3 separate regions of the Homo sapiens genome follow, and regions 1 and 2 are each linked to region 3. A link is a contact called in ENCODE Hi-C or POLR2A ChIA-PET data. All regions are on one chromosome and are shown on one strand. Each heading gives the region's core, a stretch centred on a gene start or an enhancer-like site at or near the end of the contact. The rest is flanking DNA. Distances are from core to core; before and after follow the strand shown. Region 1 overlaps MXRA7 (matrix remodeling associated 7). Region 2 overlaps ST6GALNAC1 (ST6 N-acetylgalactosaminide alpha-2,6-sialyltransferase 1). Region 3 overlaps RHBDF2 (rhomboid 5 homolog 2).

Region 1 (3,685 bases), core at 869-3,368, 220 kb after region 3:
GTATTTTTGGTATAGATGAGGTTTTGCCATGTTGCCCAGGCTGGGCTTGAACTCCTGGGCCCAAGGGATCTGCCTGCCTCAGCCTCCCTGCTTCTGGCTGTGGTGTTTTACTTTTTTAAAAAATAACGGGGGCCGGGGGCCTGTAATCCCAGCACTTTGGGAGGCTGAGGTGGGTGGATCACCTGAGGTCAGCAGTTCGAGACCAGCCTGGACAACATAGTGAAACCCTGGGTCTACTAAAAAATAAAAAAAATTAGCTGGGCATGGTGGCAGGCACCTGTAATCCCAGCTACTTGGGAGGCTGAGTCAGGAGAATCGCTTGAACCCGGGAGGTGGGGGTTGCAGTGAGCCAAGATCAAGCCATTGCACTCCAGCCTGGGCAACAAGAGCGAAACTCCGTCTCAAAAACAAAACAAAACAAAATAAAACAATAAAACCACCAGTGTTGACTGCATTTTGCCCTGATTTTATAAAAGTGTGGACACAACAGAAAAGTGAAAGTGCTGACTCCAGTAGTAAGAAGTGCCGGTTTCAGACACAGTGCAATGGAGACAAAGACACAAACCCTTCTGCAAGGGGTGGCTCTTTAGCTTCAGGTGTGTGTGTGTGTGTGTGTGTGTGCAACGGGATGGGAAGGGATAAAGCAAAACCTTGTGCGAAATACCAGAGCTCCATCGTCTAAGGCTGTGCTCAACAGAGAGCTGGCACTAAGGATTTTACCTTCGTGCCTCCCTCATAGCACGCCCATCTTTCCTTCCGCTTTGGCACAATCAAATTTGCAGCTATGTTTTCAGGAGTGTGCACGGTGGGGGCCTGGAGGAAAGGGAGCTCAGCTGTGTCTGCAGGGAGCAAAGAAGGCCTCAGAGTGGATGAGAAAGCCACGCTGGGTCCGAGATGGGCTTGCCAGGCAGATGTAGAGAGAAGGGCATCTGGGCAGAGTGCACAGCCCATGTAAAGGCATGGAGGCACGGAACACCTCGGCTCTTCCAGTGGCTCTACAGACTTGGGTATGATTGCAGGGTGGGTGTGACACAGTCAGAAATAGTGTGCAGAGGCTGGGTGTTGTGGCTTATGCCTGTAATCCCAGCACTTTGGGAGGTTAAGGCAGGTGGATCATTTGAGGCCAGGAGTTCAAGACCAGCTTGGCCAACACGGTGAGACCCCCTCTCTACTAAAAAAATACAAAAATTAGCTAGGTGTGGTGGCGGGTGCCTGTAATCCCAGCTACTTGGGAGGCTGAGGGAGGAGAATCTCTTGAACCCAGGAGGCGGAGGTTGCAGTAAGCCGAGATCGCACCACTGCACTCCAGCCTGGGTGACAGAGCGTGACTCTATCTCAAAAAGAAAAAAAGAAAGAAAGAAACAGTGTGCAGAAATGCAGGGTCTGCAACCACAGAGATCATATACAGGACACTAAAGCGTTTGGTTTCATTCCTCAGGAAGTGAGAAGCCACCTGAAACTTTCAAACAGGGATAAACAAGGCTGGGCGCGGTGGCTCACACCTGTAATGCCAGTACTTTGGGAGGCCATGGTGGGAGGGCTGCTTGATGCCAGGGGTTTGAGACCAACCTGGGCAATGAAGTGAGACCCCCATCTCTATAAAAAATTAACAAATTAGCCGGGGGTGGTGGCATGTGCTTGTAGCCCCAGATACTTCGGAGGCTGAGGTGGGAGGATCGCTTGAGTCCAGGAGTTTGAGGCTGCAGTGAGCTATGATGATGTTACTGTACTCCAACTGAGTGACAGTGGGAGACCCTGCCTCTAAAAAAATAAATAAAAATAAAAAATAAACAGGTGTCAATACAAATTTTTTAAACGAAAAAAATAAACACGGACAAACAGAGTGAGAGCTGCACTTGGGAGGCTGAGGTGGGAGGATTGCAATGGGGCAAGAGAAGAGGCAGGAGGAACTATGAGAAGAGGGTACAGAGCTCAGGGGAGAGATGATAAAGGCCCAAACTGCGATGCTAAAGGCACCTGGCCTTCAGCTCAGCGTTGAATGAATCCGTGAAGGTGCGGCCAGCCAAAGGCAATCTCTCCAGGGTCTCATGGTCTGAGTCCTCCCCACCATCAGGCAGCTGTGCCATGGTGGGTGCGACCAGGATCATTTCCTGGAGGCGGCACGAACCCAACAGAGTACGCAGCTGATTCTTCCTGAGGTCTCAAAGGAAACGGAACAGAGCAGCTGCTCGAGCGCTGACTCAAACCTCACCCAAGGCCATCATCACCGCGGAGTTCCTGTCCATGCCCTTGGTCCCAGGAGTGTTCAGGCTACTCGGCTCATGGGCTGAACTGTGTTCCACGCCCCAATTCATATGCTGAAGCCTTGGCCCCAACTACCTCTCAGCCTGACTCTATTTGGAAACAGGGCCTTTAAAGAGGTGATTAAGTTAAAATGAAGCCATTAGGGTGGGCCCTAACCCAAGGACTGCTGTCCTTATAAGAGGAAACTCGGACACACACAGAGACATGAGAGTTGTGAGTGCACAGAGGAAAGACCATGTGAGGAGGCGGAGAAGGCGGCCAACTGCAAGCCAGCGAGACAGGGCTTAGGAGGACCCGAACCTGCGGACACCCTGAACTTGGCCCTCCAGTCTGCAGAACTCTGGGAAAAGAAACGTCTGTTGCTGAAGGTGCCCGGTCTGTGGTGTTTTGTTATAGCAGCCCTGGCAAATGAATACATCATGTTTCTGATGAAAGTCAATCAATTTCATGGAAACAGTGAATTGAGACAGGCAGCTGGCGTCACCCTGGCTGGTCCCCAGGGCAGGCTGGGCTGAGCCCAAGCTCCATCACTTCACTGATCAGAGTCTCAGCATTTTATGACTGAATAGAGACCACATTTTAATGTCATGTTCTGGGATAATTTTCTAATTCAGCTTTTCCCTCCAATGGAGGAGGTGGAGGCGGGAGGGGGAAGGCAAACGGGACGTGCCTCCTGACAGCCTCCCCAGTGCTAGGAGCCTAGGACCAGGGTGCCCCGGAGGCCAAGCTGAGGGGCCCGGCCAGGCTGCAGTAGCTGGGAGACACAGTGAACCAAGCTCACGCCCTGCAGGCTGCACGCTGCCATTTATGGCTGCCCTGGCTGATTCAAGCTAATTCAAGCGTGATGCAAAGTGCTGAAGTCGGGAGAGGGAGAGAGGGGAGGGGAGAGAAGAGAGGGATAGATAAGGCGGGGGGAGGGGAGAGAGAGAGAACACTAACAGAGGGAGAGAGAGTGATAGAGACAGATTTCTGCCTGCGTGTCTGCTGCCCAAGGAGATGGTTCTGCTGTGGGGCAGTGCAAAGAAGGTCTCTTGTGGCCCTGTGGCCACCAGAGCTGCCGCATGCTGTGACTGCACCAATCCCACTGGCTAATCCAGAATGACTTTAGAGGACAGCGGCTCCAGGAGGCAGGCCGTTCCTAACTCCCAAGGGGACACCTGTCCCTCCCCTGCCTGCAGCAGGCAAGGATGGAGATAACAGGAAGGCGACAAGGGGCCTGCCCAGGCCCCCCAACCCCAGAATGGGCCGGGCCCAGGGCTGCCTCCACAGTGCCTGACAATGCTCTCACTCCTTCCAGAAGGACTCCATTAGCCAATCAGCTGCTCATCTTTTGCAATGGGCGGGGGGGGAGCAGCAAAGCCCAGCTGGCGCCAGCTCCGGGGGCTTGGTGGTGGGCAGGGAGGGCAGGCTGGGGCAGGGG
Region 2 (3,385 bases), core at 454-2,953, 140 kb after region 3:
TGCAACATTTTATTATTATTATTATTATTTTGAGACAGAGTCTCACCCTGTTACCAGGCTGGAGTGCAGTGGCGTGATCTTGGCTCACTGCAACCTCGGCTTCCCGGGTTCAAGTAATTCTTCTGCCTCAGCTTCCTGAGTAGCTGGGACTACAGGTGCACGCCACCATGCCCAGCTAATTTTTGTATTTTTAGTAGAGATGGGGTTTCGCCATGTTGGCCAGAATGGTCTCAATCTCTTGACCTCATGATCGGCCCACCTTGGCCTCCCAAAGTGCTGGGATTATAGGCGTGAGCCACCGCGCCTGGCCCATTTTATTAATTTTATGTAGTAAAATTTACCAGTCTGGTATTGCCTTTGGATTGTGAGTCCTAGTTAGAAATCTTTTTCTTACGTTCTAGTCAAAGAGCTACTCACCCATGAATTCTTAGAACTCTTGTCATTTCTTTTTTTTTTTTTTTGAGACAGTCTTGCTCTATCGCCCAGGCTGGAGTGCAATGTCGCGATCTCTGCTCACTGCAACCTCTGCCTCCTGGGTTCAAGCGATTCTCCTGCCTCAGCCTCCAGAGTAGCTGGGATTACAGGCATGCGCCACCAGGCCTGGCTAATTTTTTGTATTTTTATTAAAGATAGCATTTCACCATATTGGCCAGGCTGGTCTTGAACTCCCGACCTTGTGATCCGCCTGCCTCGGCCTCTGTCATTTCATTTTTTTACATTTAGATCTCTGAACCATCTGGAATTTAATTGTTGATGGGAGTTACAGACCTAGTTTGATTTCTTTCTAAATGACCACCTGGCTGTCTGAGCACCATTAATCACAATGCTTGGGTCTATTTCTGGACCTTCTGTTCCATTTCACTGGTCTGTCTATTCCTGCTTCAGTACCACACTGTTTTAATTATAGAGACTTTATAGTATGTCTGAATATTTGGTAGAGGTAGACCTCTCTCATAGCTTTTCTTTCGCAGGTATTCCTAGCTCTTCTTACATTTTTATCCTTCCGTATGAATGTGTGTATCAGTTTAGGCTCTAGAAAAAATGTTTTGGCATTTTACTAGAATCGCACTAAGTTTATTAATTAACTTGAGGAGAACTGACATATTTATGATATTGAGTCATCTTTTCCAAGAACAAAAGATGACTTGGCTTATTTGGGTCTACTTCTGTGTCTTTCAGGAGTGTTAATGTTTTCCTCATACAGACTTTGTTGCTCTTGTAAATGGGTTTTCTCTACATTACATCCTCTACTTGATTATCATTTATGTTTATGACAGTTACTGATTTCCGTATGCCAATCTTATATCCTGCTAACTTACTATAATATGTAGCCTATTTATCACAGTTTTCCTCTTCTTTTCCAATCCTTATGCCTCTAATTGACCTATCTTTTCTAATTCTATTGGCTTATACTAGCAGAGTGATCTAACCCATCAGTATATTCTACTTTGGACTCGAGTAACACTCGGTGAGGCTCAGTCGTTAAGTTTAGGTAGCCTGAGTTTAAATTTGAGGAGGCCAATATGGGAGTAAGGGGGCTCTCTGCCCATGGCTACTCATTTTCTCTCCTGCTCTGACCTGATGTGATGTCCACCCTGTCAAAGTCGTTGTGACTAGAGCTTTGTGGGGGAAAAGCATTTATTGCTTTTTATTGCTGAAGTAAGGAGCCTGGGGTGCCGCGGAGGACAGGGCGCCGCGAGCAGGGCGCCGAGCTGCCGCCACCTGCCGCCCGGAGCTGGCACTGCACCCTTTTAGTGCAAAGCAAATCCCTGTCCCATTGGTCCCCTCCTTCCCTAACCATGAAATCTAAAGCGAAGCTCCCCTCTCTCCCTTCCACTCTCCTACCGAGGGTCCTTTATTCTATTTATTTATTTATTTGTTTATTTATTTATTATTTTTATTTTTGTTATTTTTTTGAGACGGAGTCTTGCTCTGTCGCCCAGGCTGGAGTGCAGTGGTGTAATCTTGGCTCACTGCAACTCTGCCCCCCAGGTTCAAGTGATTCTCCTGTCTCAGCCTCCCAAGTAGCTGGGATTACAGGCGCCCGCCACCACGCCCGGCTTACTTTTGTATTTTTAGTAGAGACGGGGTTTCACCATGTTGGCCAGGCTGGTCTAGATCTCCTGTCCTCAAGTGATCTGCCTGCCTTGGCCTCCCAAAGTGCTGGGATTACAGGCCACCGTGCCTGGCCACTTTATTCTGTTTAGAGTTGTTAGGGTTGTTCCAGGCTCCAGAGTCCAAATCCTGCAGATAGAGCTCAAAGGGTAAGGTGAACTGAAATGTCTTTGGCTTAGCTCAATTCTCGTCATGGGGGTTTGAAAAAGAAAGCAGGTTAATGGGGAGAATAGAAGAATGAAAGGGACCATGTGCAAAACTGGTCCCTATCCATGGAGTAACAACTAGTTGCATCTTCACTGTAGAAAATTTATTTGCCTTTCCATGGACAACAATCATTTGTATTATTATCAGTTTTCTACAACACGTAGAGTTGTCAAATAGCTTAAAGACAAGGACAAGTATAGACCCTTCTAGAATCAGATAACTCCTAGAAAGGTCTTCTAGACAATCTGTAGTGAAGTTAAGTAATACCTTCAAGATTTCACAACTGTAAACTCGATCTGGAATTCAAACCAGATCTATATGTTTCTGTAAATCCAGGCTCTTTTTTCTGTATCAAGAAGCTTTTGGACTGGAAGAGTGTTTTTCAGCAGGAATTGTGGTATTGGCCACCCATCACCCCATTTAATTAAAAATCCCTGGCCTCAGGACCTACAGCAATGTACTGAAGAACTTCAGAACCTCAATTAGCCATTTGCCATCTTGAGAGAGTCTTGTCCATGGTTCAAGTGTTCCCTTGGAACTCCTGAAGGGCTTGGAGCTTAGTCTGAGCCATGGGAAATGGCCAAAGAGTCTCAAGATTCCCACTGTATCCTGTGCCTTGGAGCAGGCAAGGAGACCATGGCAGCCCTGGCCCCGGTCAGTTCTTGGCTTTGGCAGTTCCGGGACCAGGACGCTGGTACAGCCGGATTATCCCTTCATCGTGTAGCCGCTTCCAGACTTCTCTCTCCAGCTTGAAGTCATGGTTTATGTAAAAGATCAGCCGCTTCCATGATGTATCATAGTAGTGATCAGAAAAGCGCTCATGGCCCTCAGTGATGAAGCCATAAGCACTCACCTACATCACGGTTGGAGGAGAAACACGGCCTGTAGTTGCTGTTGCCCAGGCTTCTTCTCATGGCTAATTCTGTGTTGAGGGGTGGGGGTTCTTTTCCCTGGCTCCGTCCCTAGGGGTCTGGGTGCAGGTCCCTGGATACGCACGCATAACTGCATGCACCCATACTCATGCCCACCCTCTTTCCCAGCAGATGTGGGCACCCAGCCCATG
Region 3 (3,733 bases), core at 61-2,560:
ATTTGGAAATATATATATATAATGTGTGTGTGTGTGTGTGTGTGTGTGTGTGTGTGTTTGTATATGTATATATATATATATATATATTTTTTTTTTTTTTTTTTTTTTTTTTTTGGAGATGGAATCTCACTGTATTGTCCAGGCTGGAGTGCAGTGGTGTGGTCTCGACTCACTGACACCTCCGCCTCCCAGGTTCAAGCGATTCTTCTGCCTCAGCCTCCTGAGTAGCTGGGACTATAGGCATGTGCCACCACACCCGGCTAATTTTTGTATTTTTAGTAGAGACGGGGTTTCACCATGTTGGCCAGGCTGGTCTCGAACTCCTGCCTGACCTCAAGTGATCTGGCCGCCTCGGCCTCCCAAAGTGCTGGGATTACAGGCATGAGCTACCATGCCCGGCCTATATATATATTTTTTGGGACAGAGTCTTGCTCTGTTGCCCAGGTTGGAGGGCAGTGGCACCATCATAGCTCACTGGAGCCTCGACCTCCCAGGCTCAAGCAAGCCTTCTACCTCAGTGTCCTAAGTAGCTGGGATTACAGGCATGTGCCACCACACCCAGCTCTTTTTTAATTTTTTTTGCAGAGACAGAGTCTTGCTATGTTGTCTAGTCTGGTCTCGAACTCCTGGGCTCAAGTGATCTGGCTGCCTCAGCCTCCCAAAGTGATGAGATTACAGGCATGAGGCGACCTCGCCCAGCCTCATTCTGAATTTAAAATCGCCATTGTCTAACTTTTCTCCGTCAAGGCCAGCGTGTGTTTTCCTAACTCCTCATCCAGTCCCTCCCCTCTGCACCATGACGCTCCTGCCTGCTGCTGTGTCTTCTGCAGAGCTCTCGGGTGAACGGGGGGCGTTAACATCGCTTCCCTTTATACTCCAGACTGTGCAGGAAGCCCACGCTGCCACAAGCCGGTTTTCAATGAGCTCTTTATGGGGCACTAGACCAGACTGTCAGAAACACTGATCTGTTCTCGTCCTCCCAAAGGAAGCGGACACTGCCTAGGCGGGCTGCTGATGCCAGGGAGACACTGTCCCCTGCTCACCCATGTCAAAGAAAGCCCCCAGCCCTCAGAAGAGAGACTGAGAGTCCAGGCCTAGGGGGTGAAATGAGAACAGCCAGGGCCCCAGGGTTACCAGCAAGCACTTTCTTGGGGCTGGCCCTTCCTGTGTGCCCCTGACCACGATGAGAGTGAGCCCGGTTCCTGGCTTTACTCCCTGTGATATTTCGGGCCCAGGAAGGAGGGGGTAGGGCCCGAGTCAAGGGCTGCACAGACAGCAGCTGTGGCTCAGGAAGGAGCCCCTCTGGGAAGTGAAACTGACCAGAAAGTGTCACGTGGGTACATCTGTTACCTACGGCAGAACAGTGAGCCCCCAGGCCAGCCCCCTTACCTCAGGCAGCATGCTGTCCTGCTCGCCAGGGGCCTGGGTCTCTTTCTCGGGTGGCGGGATGGTGATGGAGAGGTTGGGTGGCTTCCGGCTCTGCAGGCGGCTGCTGGACACAGAGGACACGCTCCCGCCATTCTTGTCAGCAGAGGCCATTGTGGGCAGGAGGCGGGAGGGCTGGAATGGAGACCGGGAGAGCAGCGGTGGGCGGTGCGGGGTGGCGCAGTGTCAGGACCCTGACGCCAGGGCACGCAGCCCAGACCAAGAACCAACTTGCCTAAAGTTGGTTCAAACATCTCTGGGCGGCTGGGCGCGGTGGCTCACGCCTGTAATCCCAGCACTTTGGGAGGCCGAGGTGGGGGGATCACGAGGTCAGGAGATCGAGACCATCCTGGCCAACATGGTGAAACCCCGTCTCTACTAAAAATACAAAAAATTAGCTAGGCGTGGTGGCACGTGCCTGTAATCCCAGCTACTCGGGAGGCTGAGGCAGGATGGCTTGAACCCAGGAGGCAGCGGTTATAGTAAGCCGAGATCGCGCCACTGCACTCCAGCCTGGCGACAGAGCAAGACTCTGTCTGAAAACACACACACACACACACACACACACACACACACACACACACACACACACAAAACCAAAAACAAACCATCCCTGGGGACTAAACCCAGCCTGAACCAGGCTGAACCTCAGGCCCAGTGGTTGGAGTGAGGTCTATTTCTGACCATCATTTGCATCCCGGACCATATGGGTCTGGGAGGTCCTCAACTTACTACCTCATTCAATTTCTGATCTCTCCGCTTGAGGCAAGAACCAAACCCTGAAAAGAGCATGAAGATGCAGGCCAGGGACGGTGGCTCACACCTGTAATACCAGCACTTGGGGAGGCCGAGGTGGGCCGAGAGATGAGAAACCTACTGTGCTGGTCCCTGTCCCCCAAGGCCACCCAGTTTATTTTTCTTGTCTTTTTTCTGTAGAGGTGGGGGTCTCTCCATGTTAGCCAGGCTGGTCTGGAACTCCTGGGCTTAAGCCATCTGCCTGCCTTGGCCTCCCAAGTGCTGGGATTACAGGTGCAAGCTCACTGTGCCCAGCCCCAGTTCATTTTTCAAAGATAACTAAAACTGGCTGGGTGCGTGGCTCATGCCTGTAATCCCAGCACTTTGGGAGGCCGAGGTAGGTGGATCACCTGAGGTCAGGAGTTTGAGACCAGCCTGGCCAACATGGTAAAACCCTGTCTCTACTAAAAATACAAAATTAGCCAGGTGTGGTGGCGCATGCCTATAATCCCAGCTACTTGGGAGGCTGAGGCACGAGAATTGCTTGAACCCAGGAGGCAGAGGTTGCAGTGAGCCAAGATCATGCCACTGCACTCCAGCCTGGGCGACAGAGTGAGAAAATGTCTCAAAAAAAAAAGATAACTGAAACTGCCACCTGTCTGGCACTTTTCTCCCCCATAGTGAGAACACTGTTTAACAATAAAAGTGGCATATGCTCATTGAAAAAAAAAAAAAATCACACAGCTGTGTGTGGTGGCTTACACGTACAATCCCAACACTTTGGGAGACCAAGGTGGATGGATCACTTAAGGTCAGGAGTTCGAGACTAGCCTGGCCAACACAGTGAAACACCATCTCTACTAAAATACAAAAATTAGCCAGGCATAGTGCCTCATTCCTGTAGTTCCAGCTACTCGGGAGGCTGAGGCAGGAGAATCACTTGAACCCGAGAGGAAGAGATTGCTGTGAGCCAATCTCATTGCACCCTCCACCTCCCAGGTTCAAGCAATTCTCTTGCCTCAGCCTCCCAAGTAGCCGGGGTTATGGGCGTGAGCCACCAAGCCCAGCCCACACTCTATCATTTTACCTGCATTGTAGACATCTTTCCCTGTCAACACATACGGACAGACCTACTTTTTTTCTTTTTTCTTTTTTTTTGTGATGGGGTCTCATTCTGTCACCCAGATTGGAGTGCAGTGGCGCGATCTCGGCTCACCGCAACCTCCACCTCCCAGGTTCAAGTGATTCTCCTGCCTCAGCCTCCCAAGAAGCTCGGATTACGGGCATGCGCCACCACGCCCAGCTAATTTTGTATTTTTAGTAGAGATGGGGTTTCTCCATGTTGGTCAGGCTGGTCTCGAACTCCTGACCTCAGGTGATCCACCTGCCTCGGCCTCCCAAAGTGCTGGGATTACAGGTTTCAGCCACCACACCCGGCCCTAGGCCTCTTGTCTTTTTTGATGAATGCAAAGATTTCATAAGTGGAATGCACCAAGATTTACTTAAGTCCAGACTGCTGGTTATTTAGGATGTTTCCGGAATTTGAGACATGGGTCTGATGTTGCAACTAACA

The links. Hi-C counts contacts between places; a loop is a spot of excess contacts on that map. ChIA-PET counts read pairs that join two places held with the same protein, here RNA polymerase II (POLR2A). Pooled maps may share reads with other maps.
Region 1: a loop to region 3 is called in a pooled map, with 4 times the contacts of the local background. The contact joins two enhancer-like sites. A Hi-C loop is called at or near these places in 2 of 50 pooled maps. POLR2A ChIA-PET finds 5 or more read pairs at or near these places in 4 of 52 experiments (H1, K562, PC-9 and 1 more).
Region 2: a loop to region 3 is called in a pooled map, with 2.9 times the contacts of the local background. The contact joins two enhancer-like sites. A Hi-C loop is called at or near these places in 3 of 50 pooled maps. POLR2A ChIA-PET finds 5 or more read pairs at or near these places in 3 of 52 experiments (BJ, HepG2 and Panc1).

What each region holds. Positions count from the first base shown.
Region 1 is chr17:76,694,758-76,698,442 of GRCh38, forward strand. The region is part of intron 1 of MXRA7 (matrix remodeling associated 7); the gene reads right to left. Among named protein-coding and RNA genes, the nearest start is that of MXRA7, 14 kb to the right of the region's middle. RefSeq lists enhancers at 2,396-2,949, 2,950-3,503, 3,504-3,685. Within about 2 kb of position 2,119, at least 17 of the 41 ENCODE cell types and tissues checked have a DNase peak (open chromatin) inside an H3K27ac peak, as active enhancers do.
Region 2 is chr17:76,622,353-76,625,737 of GRCh38, forward strand. It overlaps ST6GALNAC1 (ST6 N-acetylgalactosaminide alpha-2,6-sialyltransferase 1), which reads right to left. Exons shown (of 9, transcript NM_018414.5): 9 at 2,411-3,175. The coding sequence ends at 2,978. Among named protein-coding and RNA genes, the nearest start is that of ST6GALNAC1, 20 kb to the right of the region's middle. Within about 2 kb of position 1,704, at least 2 of the 41 ENCODE cell types and tissues checked have a DNase peak (open chromatin) inside an H3K27ac peak, as active enhancers do.
Region 3 is chr17:76,479,986-76,483,718 of GRCh38, forward strand. It overlaps RHBDF2 (rhomboid 5 homolog 2), which reads right to left. Exons shown (of 19, transcript NM_001005498.4): 3 at 1,390-1,560. The coding sequence starts at 1,539. Among named protein-coding and RNA genes, the nearest start is that of AANAT, 14 kb to the left of the region's middle. RefSeq lists silencers at 788-857, 1,678-1,777, 1,838-1,887, 3,562-3,733. Within about 2 kb of position 1,311, at least 14 of the 41 ENCODE cell types and tissues checked have a DNase peak (open chromatin) inside an H3K27ac peak, as active enhancers do.